2 separate regions of the Homo sapiens genome follow, and region 2 is linked to region 1. A link is a contact called in ENCODE Hi-C data. All regions are on one chromosome and are shown on one strand. Each heading gives the region's core, a stretch centred on a gene start or an enhancer-like site at or near the end of the contact. The rest is flanking DNA. Distances are from core to core; before and after follow the strand shown. Region 1 holds the start of SYNCRIP (synaptotagmin binding cytoplasmic RNA interacting protein). Region 2 holds the start of RRAGD (Ras related GTP binding D).

Region 1 (6,755 bases), core at 3,183-5,682:
GAACAAAAGTTTTTAATTTTTGATAGGGCAGGCTTTTTATTACTATGAAAATAAGATGTGAGAGATAGTGCCGCCGGGCGCGGTGGCTCACGCCTATAATCCCAGCACTTTGGGAGGCTGCGACGGGCGGATCATGAGGTCAGGAGATTGAGACCATCCTGGCTAACACGGTGAAACCCCGTCTCTACTAAAAATACAAAAAAATTAGCTGGGCGTGGTGGCGGGCACCTGTAGTCCCAGCTACTCCGGAGGCTGAGGCAGGAGAATGGCGTGAACCTGGGAGGCGGAGCTTGCAGTGAGCCGAGATTGCACCACCGTACTCTAGCCTGGGCAACAGAGCAAGACTCCATCTCAAAAAAAAAGATGTGAGAGATAGTGCAAAAATTTTCTTGATTACTAGAAAGATTAGGTTGAATGGCTTCCATGGTCTCTTTCAACACTAGCTTTTTATGGTTCTATGGAAAAAGTAATGGTGTGCTGTGAATTTTTACCCTGTGAATTGAAGGGTTCCCTGGCCCATTATAAAATTAATATATGTTAATGGCAGGAAGTTTAGAAAATGCAGTAAAGAAGAGAAGAAAATATGCAAAAAACAAAACAAAACAAACAAACAAACAAAAAACAGTGTGGCAGTGTGGCATTGACTGGGTGGAAGAATTTTGGATAAGTAAAAAATCCAAACAGGCCTGCCTACATTCCTCTCTTTCATTAGTTGCCAACTCAACAGGGCTGCATCTTCTCACTGTTTCAAAGCTTACATGGACGAAAAGACAGCAATGAAACTAATGAATACTCTGTCGGGAGCAGTGGGTCACGCCTGTAATCCCAGCACTTTGGGAGGCCGAGGAGGGTGGATTACCTGAGGTCAGGAGTTCGAGACCAGCCTGGCCAACATGGTGAAACTCTGTCTCTACTAAAAACACAAAAATTAGCTTGGTGTGGTGGTGGGTGCTTGTAATCCCAGCTACTCGTGAGGCTGAGGCAGGAGACTCGCTTGAATCCAGGAGGTGGAGGTTGCAGTGTGCTGAGATCCCGCCACTGCACTCCAGCCCGGGCAACAGTGTGAGACTCCGTCTCAAAAACAAAAAACCAAAAAACGAGCCCTGGCGCAGTGGCTCACGCCTGTAATCCCAGCACTTTGGGAGGCTGAGGCGGGCTGATCATGAGGTCAGGAGTTCGAGACCAGCCTGGCAAACATAGTGAAACTCCCAACTCTACTAAAAATACAAAAGAATTAGCCGGCCATGGTGGCGGGCGCCTGTAATCCCAGGTATTTGGGAGGCTGAGGCAAGGAGAATCACTTGAACCTGGGAGGCGGAGGTTGCAGTGAGCCGAGATCACGTACTGCATTCCAGCCCGGGCGACAGTGCGAGACTCCGTCTCAAATAAAAAGAAATGCCAGAATCAAGGGAAGGCCAGGCTGAAGCCATAAAGTGGCTGAGATGAGCTGGGGAGACAGGTGGGACAGATCTTAGAGAGCTTTGTTGATCTAGTTAAGGATTTTGGCTGTTGTTCTAAGTGTAATTGGAAGCTAATGAAGGGTTTTAAGCAGACACGCCATAGGATCTTACTTGCAATTAAGATAGAGAAGGTCAAGGGAGGGAGAGAGCCTACACAGGAGACAGAGAGTCATACAGAAAGACAGATGACTTGGGCTTTGAACAGATTAGGACAGCTGTAAGAGTGGATGAATCAGGAGGCTATGCCATTAGTACAGGTGGTAGATGATGGTGGCTTTGCCTGGGTGGTTGCAACATAGAGATAAATGGAGATATATTTGGGAGACAGAATTGATAGGACTTGATTAACTGATATGGCAGTGTAGAGAAGGAAGTGCCTTGAATGATCCGCTCCAGCAATTCATGTGGGGGATGTTAATTGAGATGGGAACTCTGTAGACGGAAGACTGGGGGAAGATCACGTGCTCAGTTTCTTGAAATGCCCATCTGGAGTGCCAGAAAGCCCACATAAACATTGAGGGCGTGGCTAGAGAAAGGAATTAGATGTCAGAGAACAGCTAGAGATTTTAATTTGGGAGCTTTGCCCAGGTTAAGGCACTTTAAAAAATTTTTTTTAATACCCAGGAAGGTCTAAACAAAGTGTTACATGTTTCAGACTCATTTTTATTCTTTTTTTTTTTGAGACGGAGTCTCGCTCTGTCGTCCTGGCTGGAGTGCAGTGGCGCGATCTCCGCTCACTGCAAGCTCCGCCTCCCGGGTTAACGCCATTCTCCTGCCTCAGCCTCCAGGGTAGCTGGGACTACAGGCGCCCGCCACCACGCCTGGCTAATTTTTTTGTATTTTTAGTAGAGACGGGGTTTCACCGTGTTAGCCAGGATGGTCTCGATCTCCTGACCTTGTGATCCGCCCGCCTCGGCCTTCCAAAGTGCTGGGATTACAGGCGTGAGCCACCGCGCCCGGCCAATTTTTATTCTTGTTTAATCCATGGTATGACTCTTATTTTCATAGTTTTCTATTAAACATTTTGTTTTTCATGTATATCATTAACCACGACCTCTGCATTGTGAACAAAAATCCCTATGGCTGAAGCAGCTGAATATCACATATGTTTGATAGTAAGGAATCTGGGGTGGTGGAGATCTCAAATCCTTACTAAACAGGTTGGCTATGTGGTGCTTTGGCTAAAACATACTTCATATCTGATCCAAGTAGCTATGAAAATAATCTAGCATTTTATGTGCTTGTGCACTTTGAAGAGTGTTTATCTAACTTTTCCTCAAACCACTGATTTGTTATCATAGCACAGAGCTCATCTGGGGAACCAGTAAGCTCTTAAAAATAAGCTTTTTAATCAAAAGGACATTGTTTCTATTTTTCATTACAGCTGCCCTGGATAAAATTAGTATCCATATCGCGTCTGTAATTCAAATGCCTTTGTCTTGTCTTTCTTGTACCTAGTAAACGATTATAAAGGAAACGTCATTTCACAGAAGATTTAGTTGCCAAGGTTTTTTTTAAAAGAAACACAGACATTTTTCTCAAAGTTGTTCTAACCACGCAGCTTTGTGCTGTTTCAAGTTGCTCAAACTGTGCCAGGAGGAAGCCCTTAACTGCTTAAAAGGCCAGGGACTGAAACGGAGTATTGCACAACCCTTCACCACCGGGCGGTTTCGCTTCCAAATCTGGCCTTCGTGTCATCCCAAGGCAGGAGCCGCTCCTCGCTCCACTGGAGCCAGCCCCGTTCCCCCTTCAAAAGCAGCCGGGGTTTCCGCGTCCAAGCCTGGGGCGCCCCTCCCTTCGCCGAAGGTTCCCGTGAAAGCGGAGCCGCGCGGCTGCGAGGAGGGCCCACTGTCCAGTTGGGGAGATCGAGTCTCCAAGGGCGACTCTCGCACTCGAGTACCGCCAGTCCGGCGGACCAAAGGTCCGCGGGTCTCCGCGCCGCTCCCCTCCCCCTTGGCCCCATTGTCTGCCTCGCCCCGCCCCGGGGGACACGTGCGCCTGCAGCTTCCCGAGGAGGAGAGCGCGGGGCGGTGGCAGCGGCGTGGACACCGCCTGGAACGGCTACGCGGCCGCGGAGCCGGGGGCGGGGGCCGGGCGCGCACAGACCGGTGGGTGCCCTCCGGGAAGCGGCAGTCGCACTCAGCGCCCACAGCACTCTGCCCCGCCAGCCCCGGACCGGGCAGGGATGGGGCGGGCGGGAGCTCGGTGGGGGTGGCGTGCGCATGGTGTCGCGGGGAGGGGGTGGGGTGGGGCGGGGTGGGGAGATGCCAGTCTCCTGACAAAGGAAAACGAGTGGGACACGCTGAGCCGGCCCGCCCCGCCTGGAGGGGAGAGGGAGGGGGAGTGTCGGGAGGGGAAGGGGCGGGCCTTTCATTCAGTCTCGGCCCCTCGGCCGCCACCGTCGGAGCGGAAGGGCGGGGTCTTGTGCCTCCCCCACCCCCAACCCAAGGGGTGAGGAGCGGGGAAGGCGGCGCGGCGTGGGGGCGGAGCCCGCGGGCGCGCGTCCCGAGGCGTAGGCTACGTTGTCACGTCAGCGCGGGAGAGAGAAAGAGAGGAGCCGACTCGGCAGGGACTGGGGGACCGGGCCGAGAGTGCGAGCGAGCGAGGGAGGGAGTGAGGGAGCGTGCGAGCCAGAAGGGGAAAGGCGGCCACTCGTGCCTGAGCGACCGCAGAGGGGAGTGGGAGCAGTGGGGTAAAGGAGCGGGGGGCGGGAATAAGAAAGGCCGAGAGAAGGCGGACAGAGGCTAGTGGTGGTGGTGGTGGTAGGGGGAGAAGGAGGAGCTGGAGGAGGGCAGGGGCTGAGGGAGTGAGTGAAGCGGACGCGCGAGGGAGGGGAGGGAAGGGAAGGGAAGGGAAGGGGGGGTCACGCGGGGGCGCGCGCGCGCACCGGGAGCGCGCTCGGAGGCGAGTGGAACTGGATCGGGTTTGCTGCCAGCGGCGTGAGCTTCGGCCGCCATTTTACAACAGCTCCACTCGCGCCGGACACAGGGAGCAGCGAGCACGCGTTTCCCGCAACCCGATACCATCGGACAGGATTTCTCCGCCTCAGCCCAACGGGGAGGTAACGACTGCCAGAACCTGGGTGTGGGAGGGGAGCTCCATGACATTGTGGAGTGAGCTGGGGGAGGGTGGCGCGGGTAGAAACCGGCTTTTCTGGAAAATGGATTCCAATGGGGAGAAGAGCACGTTGACTGGGGCTGCCTGGGAGTAGGCCGCGGCCCGCGCCGCCACTTCCTCCTTTCCATGTGCTGCTGCGGTTCGGGCTTTGTCTGCGGCGCTTTGGGAGGAGGCGCCTCCACGGTCCCGTGGCCCGCACGGACCGCGAGCGGCTTCAGAGTTGGTGCTGTCGTGGCGGTCGCCGCGGCGCGGGAGTGGGCGGAGAGGAGTGGGTCTTGTCCTGCAGCCGTGCGGCGAGCTTGGGCGGTGCTCACGGTCCCGCGGGCGTTGAGCCGTCCGCTGAACGCCCTCACGCTGCTGGGTTGCCGGGCAGGCGTCGCAGTCACTGCACGGAAGGGTAAGGGGTGGGGACCTGCACAGCGCGCCACGGGTCACGTCTCGGCCGGGCGGGCGGCCGGGGGTCGTCGGCGCCCGGGGAGCGCCAGGGGCGGAGAGCCATGTGTCACGGCGGAGACGGCGGCGCTGGGGGGCGGGGAGAGCCTGTGGCCTGGCGCCGCCGGTGCCTCGGTGTTCAGGGGAGAGATTGTGCTGCTGCAGCTTTCTGGGGGCTCCGACCGCGGCTTCGGGTTGATGTTGGGAACCAGTGATGGTCGTCTTGGTTTGGGATTCGTTGGGTTGCCGTTGAAGGAAGTTGTAGGACATTGGAAGGCGCAGAGCACGTGTTTCTAATGGGCTCCTGGCGGCCGCAGTGGTGAGACTGCCGCTCTGGGTGCGGAGTCAGGGGCGGGCTTTGGGGTGCGGGGTTAAAGGGTGGAGAAATTGGGTGGTGGGAAGGTGGCTTGTATGAGCGCTTTGTTCTTCGCTGGCTGTTGTTACCGATCTATAAGCGGCAGGCGGGAAAAGCGCGCACTTTGGGGGTTTATCTTTGAGAGAGAGGAGCCCAGTTTTGCTTTCTCCACACACACCTCATTTTCCGAACGGGCACAGCTGCATGTGGCACGCTGGCTCGTACCCGTGCTGATTGGGCTCTATTTGTAATATGGTTTTTCCTAGGGAGTGTTAGCAGGTGAGTCAGGGGTGGTGCTGAGGAAGAATATGGTGAATCGGTCCTTCTGTGCCCTGTGCTCCAAATCTGGCTTGTCAGGCGATAGTGACTGTAAGGCTTTTTTAAAGGGAGGTATAGGCTAGCTGGTGTAGTAAATGGTAGAGAAAGTAAAGATGGGGCTCTCATATTGTCTTGTATTCTTTTTGAAGATCCTAGTTTAATTTTGCTTATTGCGTTTGAACAGATCTCTGGAAACATGGCTACAGAACATGTTAATGGAAATGGTACTGAAGAGCCCATGGATACTACTTCTGCAGTTATCCATTCAGAAAATTTTCAGACATTGCTTGATGCTGGTTTACCACAGAAAGTTGCTGAAAAACTAGATGAAATTTACGTTGCAGGTAAGAACTAACACTTGCAAAATTACATTATGAAATTTTTCTATTGGATTTCTGGCTTTGAGCTAAAATAGCAACTTTTTGTGGTTTCCAATAAGTGTGGGTACTGGAGTTTTGCTTGTTGTGATAGTTGGTTAATTTAAGTTTGAAGTAGAGGTTAAGATGTATAGAGGGAGGGAAGAAGAGAAGGTTAGGAGCTAAAGGCTGGCTTGCATGCTGGCCTGATGGATAAGTATATGATAGTAGCAACAGCTGCTAAATGTTGGGAACAGGCCATGTGACTTTTTTGAGTATTTTTATAGTAGGATTCTTCTTAAATAACTTGGTAACTGTAGACTTGTTTTCTTGTCTTTCTGGTGCGGCTGTTAACTTTTTCTGGTGGTATTTGAAATTGAGTAGAGGTTCAGTTGTCATGCTTGGTACTTTGTTGGTTGATTCTAGGATTCGTAAGTCTGTATACTGTAAAAATACCGTAGTGTTCAGAGTTATCAGACTTTGGAGATAAAAGATGTAAAAGAAGTTAGCTGATTATTGTAAGTGTGGTTGGTAGGGCATATTTAGTTCAGGATTCAGTTCAGAGTGGCTGAAGTGTGTGTTTTTTTTTTTTCAGGTATAGATGAGGGGAGTAGAAGAATTGTAAAGGCACACATGTACCTGTATTGCCAACATAGTCTTCTCTAAAAAATCTTTTCTAAAAATATTAAAAGCTGATAACTTTTATTTTTTTCAGGG
Region 2 (6,755 bases), core at 1,653-4,152, 3.8 Mb before region 1:
TTGAAAGCTGACAGTATTCAAATGATGTCAGCAAAAGAAAAAAAGCAATCAAGGCTTTTCCTGTTCTGTTCAACTATACATTTCTGAAATGGTAGTAAATTAGAATATCTTAAATCTGTATATGACTCTTTAGCTTGGGGTAGAATATAATTGAGGATTTGACTTCTACTGATTTTTTTGTGGGATTTTATTTTATTCTTATTCTTAAGAATGGTCCAGGTTGGGTGCGGTGGCTCATGCCTGTAATCCCAGCACTTTGGGAGGCCGAAGTGGGTGGATCACCTGAGGTCAGGAGTTCGAGACCAGCCTGGCCAACATGGTGAAACGCTGTCTCTACTAAAAATACAAAAATTAGCTGGGTGTGGTGGTGCATGCCTGTAGTCCCAGCTACTCAGGGGCTGAGGCAAGAGAATCGCTTGAACCTGGGGGGTAGGGGTTGCAGTGAGCTGAGATCATGTCACTACACTCCATCCTGGGTGATAGAGTGAGACTCCATGTTAAAAGAAAAAAACAAAAGAATGGTCCAATTCTCAAGTATCTTGGAGTGTGCCCCAATCTATTGTTTCCTTCTAAGATCTCTCTTCCTGGGGAAGTTAGAGGATCATCAGACATTTCTGTCCTTTCTAGTCCATAGGCACAGTGGGGCTGTTGGATTATGACCTGCCCTTTCCTGATCCCTTGAGTCCATGGGTCTTACACACTTGGCAACCTGCCCAGGAATGCCCTATACGTCTGAGTCTGGGTTGACCTTGGACAGTCTTCTAGATCTCCTAAATTGTTATTTGCAGTTTGAATCAGACCAGTTCAAAGGCCACTTGAGGATGGTGGGCTAGCTATAGAATAGCTGAAAGTCCTCAGCCACACTCTGGGAGGCCCTCCTCCCTGGGGTTTCCTTTGACGGAAGGGATGAAAATAGGCTAGGAAAATTACTCCTAGGAAATGAGCTTTGTAAGTACCTGAGATTTTTTTTCCGCCTCATTTAATCTTCCTAATAATCCTTAGAAGGAGTGATGTTCTATTGATAAGCAATCGGGTTTAGAAGGGCATAAGTAACTTGCCTCTGATGGGAGTATGTAGTGCCTGCTTGTGTTGGTGATGCTCCTTGCACCTCACCCCACCCAGGGACCCACTCCCTGCCCTCCCTATCCAATCTCTGTCCTGGACTAGGTTCCAGGCTCCCTTGCCTTCTGGCTACCAGATGGGTTTGGCCAATGGGAGACACAGGAGAGTGGAGGGAGGATGGATGGAGAGAAAGAGAGGTCTTTGCTCTCTCCTTGATGTGAGGCCGTTCTGGCAGCAGCAGCTTCCTCATCAGTTACAGCTCCTGTTTTGTGGCCCCTCTCCAGGACTCTAGCTCCCTTCCTCACTCCTGTAAATTTAGGGGTGGTGTTATCTTCCCACTATCGCTAATACCTGCATTGATTCCCTAAACTCTGTCCACACCCCTGTAAATTGTTCCTTCACTTGAAGGCTTCAGTTAAAGTCTTTGCACATACCGTCTGTTTCATCCTGGGAAGAACCTTAACTGATACAGTCATACCAAATTATACTGCCTGCCTCCCTTGGAAAATCTCAGGACCTTTCCCATTAGAAGCAGCCACCTTCTGGAAAGTGTCTGCATCCACCTTCTGCACTCAGAAATACTAAAAAAAATCCAGGACATGAGTCATGATTTGGTAGACTGTGAGCTCCTTCAGGGCAGGAACACTGCCCTGAGCATTCTTGGACCCTCTACTTAGCCCAGCCTCAGGCATATAGGAGGTGGTTAATAAATGTTTCCTATGGAGGTTAGCACCCTTGGGCCCTGAGAGTCTCCTGCCCTAGCTTCCTCCCTCCGCTTCTGCACCGCACCACCGGCTGAGCTGCTGGCACCTGTAGGAGCTGGATCATCATGCTGACCGGCCGGTTTTTTCTTATTGTGCTCCACAGAAGGAAGTTCATCCACGTAATTTTTTGCAGTACCCAGAAAGGGTGGGTACAGTGTGTTCCGTGGTGAAAAGCTTGTGAAGGAGGAATGCAGGTTTTAGAGTCTCACTCCACGTTGCTGCTATTCCTATTTGAGAATTGCCCCCCCACCACCGCCACTCCCCTACTCCCACAAAAGCCTTGAAATATTTTATTCATGTGGGATTACAGTCTATGCAACAATGAGACATGAGGAGGTGGCCATGAATAGCCCCCGAGTGTGTTATACACTGAGACCTTTTCCAAAGGGCTGCAGAGGAATTATTTAGTCTAAGCAGCCACGAGTCATGTGATTTCTTCAGAAACATTTACGTCTGGGTAGGCCTGCTTTTTAAATATTCTTGGTGGGAAGCACTTTGAACCATAAAGGCACACTAAAAGACAATTGCTATGGAGACTGCGCCTCCACTGTGCATTTATCTGAGTTCTCCGCCTGGGGCTCTTGAGCGTCCACAGGGTGTCCTGGGCACGCTGCTCTGGGGTGGGGGATCTGGGCGCCACAGTGTTGGGAGGCCACCCGCTTGGGACCCTAGCTCAGGACTGTAAGCAGGAGGCATCCGCCCACGGTAGACGCTCTGCGGGCGTGTGGGAGTGGGACGGCGGGGGGGACATTGAGGGTGTGCGGCGCCCCCTCCCCTGCCTGTGCGGGGACCACGTGAAGGAGAGGCGCGTGGGGGCCCCTGGCGCGCAGCCGCGGTGGGTGACGGCCGGCGTCCCGGGGGCCCCGTGTACGGGGCGTGTGTCGGTGTGAGTCTGGGAGGGTGCAGGGGCCCCGCGCCTCCCCGGTCTCCTCGTGCGTGTGCGTGTGCGTGTGCATGTGTGTCCTCGGCCCAGCGCCCCGCCGAGTGGTGCCCGCGGCCGGGCGAGCGCGCGCGCGCCCGTGCGGGGTGTGTATGTGAGTATGTGACAGTGTGTGTCAGGTGACTCGGGTCACGCAGTCTCTCTCTCTCTCCCTCCTCCGGGAGGAACTGCCGCGCTCCGGCTGACTCCTCCGCCGGCGGGCGGGGCGGGGGAGGGGGCTTCGGGCGCGCTGGGAACCGCGGGACCCGGACCTGGGCGCCGCCCGCCGGGGGACGCGCGGCCCCCGCTTCCGCCGGGCCCCGCTGAGCTCTAGACAAACCTCCGCTTCAGAAATAGGCTGCGGGCGGCCGGCTAGGAGGCTTGGCCCCCACCCCGGGACCCCCGCCGTCCCCGGGCCGGCCGGCCGGTGGGCACGATGAGCCAGGTGCTGGGGAAGCCGCAGCCGCAGGACGAGGACGACGCGGAGGAGGAGGAGGAGGAGGATGAGCTGGTGGGGCTAGCGGACTACGGAGACGGGCCCGACTCCTCCGACGCCGATCCGGACAGCGGCACAGAGGAGGGAGGTGAGCGCCCGGCCCCCGCGTCCTCGGCTCGCGCCCCTTTCCTCCCCTTGGCGCCTTCCCGCCCCCAGCCCGGCCGTGCGCGAGCCACCGACTTGGAGGGGGTCCAGGGGAGCGGGTCCAGTTGAGGGTTTGGGGTGGGGAGGGACGCCAAAAGCCCGACCTCGAGCTGCCAAATGAGGGAGCGCGGTGCTGGTGGCGGAGGGGCAACCAGGATCGGTGGAAAAGGGGAAGGAGGGAGTAAGCGTCTGGGCTGGAGGAGCGCGCGCTTCTGCCCCTTTCAGAGCCGGTGCCTCCCGCGCCCCTCACCCCAAGCTCTCCGCAGCGTCTGGCGGTTGGGGAGGGGAGGGGACCGCGGGCGCGCCCTGGGACCTCTCTCCCAGAACGGTGCTGTTGAAGCCAGGGTCAGATGTCGTGGCTAAAAAAAGGCAGCCGGCGGCGGCGTGACTGGCAGGGTCGTCGGCAGCTGCGGGTGTCAGTCTCGCCCCGCGTCGCCGCGGGAGGGGCCCACCCAGGTAGTGGCTGGGGAGACCCGCGGGGCGGCGGGGGGATGCTCGCCAAGCTGTTGTGGGAGTCTCCGAGAGGCCGCAGATTTCCCGGGATCCACGCAAACACCGTTGTCAGGACACCTTATCTGCTCTCGGTATCACCACCTGGACATGGCAGTGCCTGCCCGGGAGTGAGCGCGCGGCGGGGAATTCTTTGCTTCAATAGTGAAGCAAACTCTTTTTCCTGTTCTAGAAGCGGGTTTTAGCAATCGTTCAGCTTGTGGGGGCTTCCTGCATTTTCTTAAGGTGTAAGGAAGTTGAGAGCCTTTTAGTATTCCAGAGAGGTTAAACTTTTTTTAGTTTCCCTCAGAAGCGAGCAAAAGTTCCTTTACTGTAAGGTCACTTGGAAAGGTCAATAGAAAGCGGCTGTTAAACATGATGTTATTCTCAGTGAAACTGTATGCATCCAAGAGAAGGAACTAACTTTAATGTTTCACACTGAAGAAATTGTGTGAGAGATACAAGTACCTTTGTGACTATTGATTTTTAAAGAACTTTTATTGAGAATTCACTGAACTTATTTTAAATTCTCTATGCAAAGCTTTTCTCACTAGGGTAGTTTCATTATTCTACATCTGGCAGGCACGACTTTCAATGAATCAGAAAGGAAATAAAGTTAACTATGCCTTGCGCCTGGTAGATGAGAAAGCAGCCTCTCAAGTCACCCTTTTTCATAGCGTTTTCTCTCTTGGGATGATTTGTGCTAATTCCTCATTTGCTTAAACTGATGTGTGCACCTTTGTGCTTTCTGTCTTCTGCACTCCCGGTAATTGGTCTTACCGTTGAGCACCAGGCCACATTTTTGTAGATAAAGGCTTTCAGCCGTTTTATTGGAGTCTCTAGAGCTACCTTCCGTAATTAAATTGTTCAGTCGCCTCATTATTATTCAAATTCCATTTGTTAGCTCCTCCCAGATTCTTAGAAGACTCCGGAGAGATGCAGAATAGGGATGTATTTGCAAGGTATTTGAAATGGTGGACACAGTAGGGTGTGTGTGGGATTCTCTTTTTTAAAAAAGAAAAAAAGTGGGGGGGCGGAGGGGCCATATCCAGGAGGGAAAGCCCTGTAATTTGATACTGTCCTGAGGCCTGGAGGGTCCAGAAAAAGTACTGGACCCCTCGTTTATTCTGCAGTTCTTTAAGTGGGCACTTTTAAAATTTGATTTGGGGACTTGAAATTGAAGTGAAATTAAAGCCCTGCTTGAGGGATGGGATTCCCGGAACAAAGGGCTTCCCCAGAGCCCAGACTTGGAGGCTCCTTAGCTGTTAACGTAAAGGCAAACTTGCCTGTAACTGATTTTTGGTGACTCGCATAATAAAATCCTTCTGAATGGGCTTTTGGGATCAGCTTGGGATCTTGCTATAAAAGGATTAAATATATTTATATTGTGAGAAGAGCAACATGTTTGCTCGGCAAACGTTGCTTAAGCCTGGTCTCTGTCCACCTGGGCCTGCAGTGGATAGGTGGTCTGCTTCTCAGACTTCCTCCGTTATATTTTGGCCTCTGTTCTTTCCAGATTTCCCTGGCTTTGACTTTTGGGTTTAGGCCTTGATGCAGAATCCCTTGTCAGGACATTTGCTCTCTAGTGTCAGATAGGCTCCTCAGTCAGCAATTCCAGCGAGGACTGCTCCTGATGGCTGTCAGGCCAGCTGATATGGTCTGGGGAGTGGGGATTGGGAGGAGGAGGTTGGGAGTTGTGACTTCCCTTCCTGTGCCCTTCAAAAGGCTGATTCACGTGTTGCATTATAATCTTGTTTTATTTTTGGTAAAATTTACATTTACCTACTCTCAAACTTAAGAAATAGAATGTAGGGAAAAAAAGGAGTTATTCTGAGAAAAGATGTACTTTGAACCACTAGCAAAGCATTTCTCTAATGAACCCCCACTCCCCTTTCCCCTTCCTAATAGCTTGGTTTAGTGCCTGCACTTAGTGGAGACGTGGGACTTTTTCCACTAAGTTCAGAAATCTACCCTGGTGGGTGGGAGGCTGAGGGTGGGATGTGGGACCAACTAGTATTGCCAGTTAAGTTGCAAAGCAATTTATCAGGAGCTGTGCAAGAGAAGTGGACTAAAGGTGGATATGTAATGCAATTTTCATTTCCCTCAGTCTGTAGGACTTATAAAGGAACCTCTGGTCTTATTTTTAAACCGAGTATGCCTTGTAAATTTTACCACATTGTACTGAGTTTGAAAACATAGGGCAACTAAGGTGAGACTTAAATTGCACTTCTCTGGCTTCCACTCCATATTTTATTCATGAATAGCAAAAGTGTTCTCAGGCACATTAGTTCTGTTAGGGCAGATTTGGGCACCTCTCAACCTTCCTTTCATGGTAGTTAATTGCAGGTAAGGTGAGTCTCACCTTCAATCCCCACACTCCAGATAAAACTACCAGAGAGGAGGGAATGGTTAGGCCGTTAAAAACAATTGCACCAAAAATAATGATTATTTTTAGATTCATGGACTTTAAATCTTTTGATAAATTACTGTGCTTTAAAAACTGTAATAACAGGGAAAGCAATTACAAGATCATATTTAATCAGAAAGTAAAATTGTTTTCCCCCCAAAACCCCTCCCATTTTTTAGGAGAAACTTGGCTAACGTAAGCTGCTCACCCACAGTCCAGTGAAGTTCGGTCTTTGCCTTCATAGCAGCCTGTGCGCACCCTTAGGGTCTGAGGAAGTGACTGTGTAGGTGGTTTCTGGAGGCATGAAAGATCCAGGGTCTTCCTTCCTGAAGGATGTAGATGGGGTGAATCCAGCAATTCATATGTATTAATCATTAGTTCATTAATGTTAGCCTTTTGTGGGGAAGGGACTGGGTCTCTCTATATTGCCTAGGCTGGTCTCGGACTTGTGGGCTCAAGCAATCTTCCTGCTTC

Evidence for each region. Hi-C counts contacts between places; a loop is a spot of excess contacts on that map. Pooled maps may share reads with other maps.
Region 2: a pooled map shows a loop between it and region 1 (7-fold over the local background). The contact joins the promoter of RRAGD here to the promoter of SYNCRIP in region 1. A Hi-C loop is called at or near these places in 5 of 50 pooled maps.

The regions. Positions count from the first base shown.
Region 1 is chr6:85,640,563-85,647,317 of GRCh38, reverse strand. SYNCRIP (synaptotagmin binding cytoplasmic RNA interacting protein) reads left to right here and starts at 4,432. Exons shown (of 11, transcript NM_006372.5): 1 at 4,432-4,521; 2 at 5,867-6,026; 3 at 6,754-6,755. The coding sequence starts at 5,879. RefSeq lists silencers at 3,353-4,372, 4,963-5,112, 5,333-5,382.
Region 2 is chr6:89,408,420-89,415,174 of GRCh38, reverse strand. RRAGD (Ras related GTP binding D) reads left to right here and starts at 2,902. Exons shown (of 7, transcript NM_021244.5): 1 at 2,902-3,329. The coding sequence starts at 3,182. RefSeq lists silencers at 2,486-3,675, 3,706-3,815, 3,846-3,945.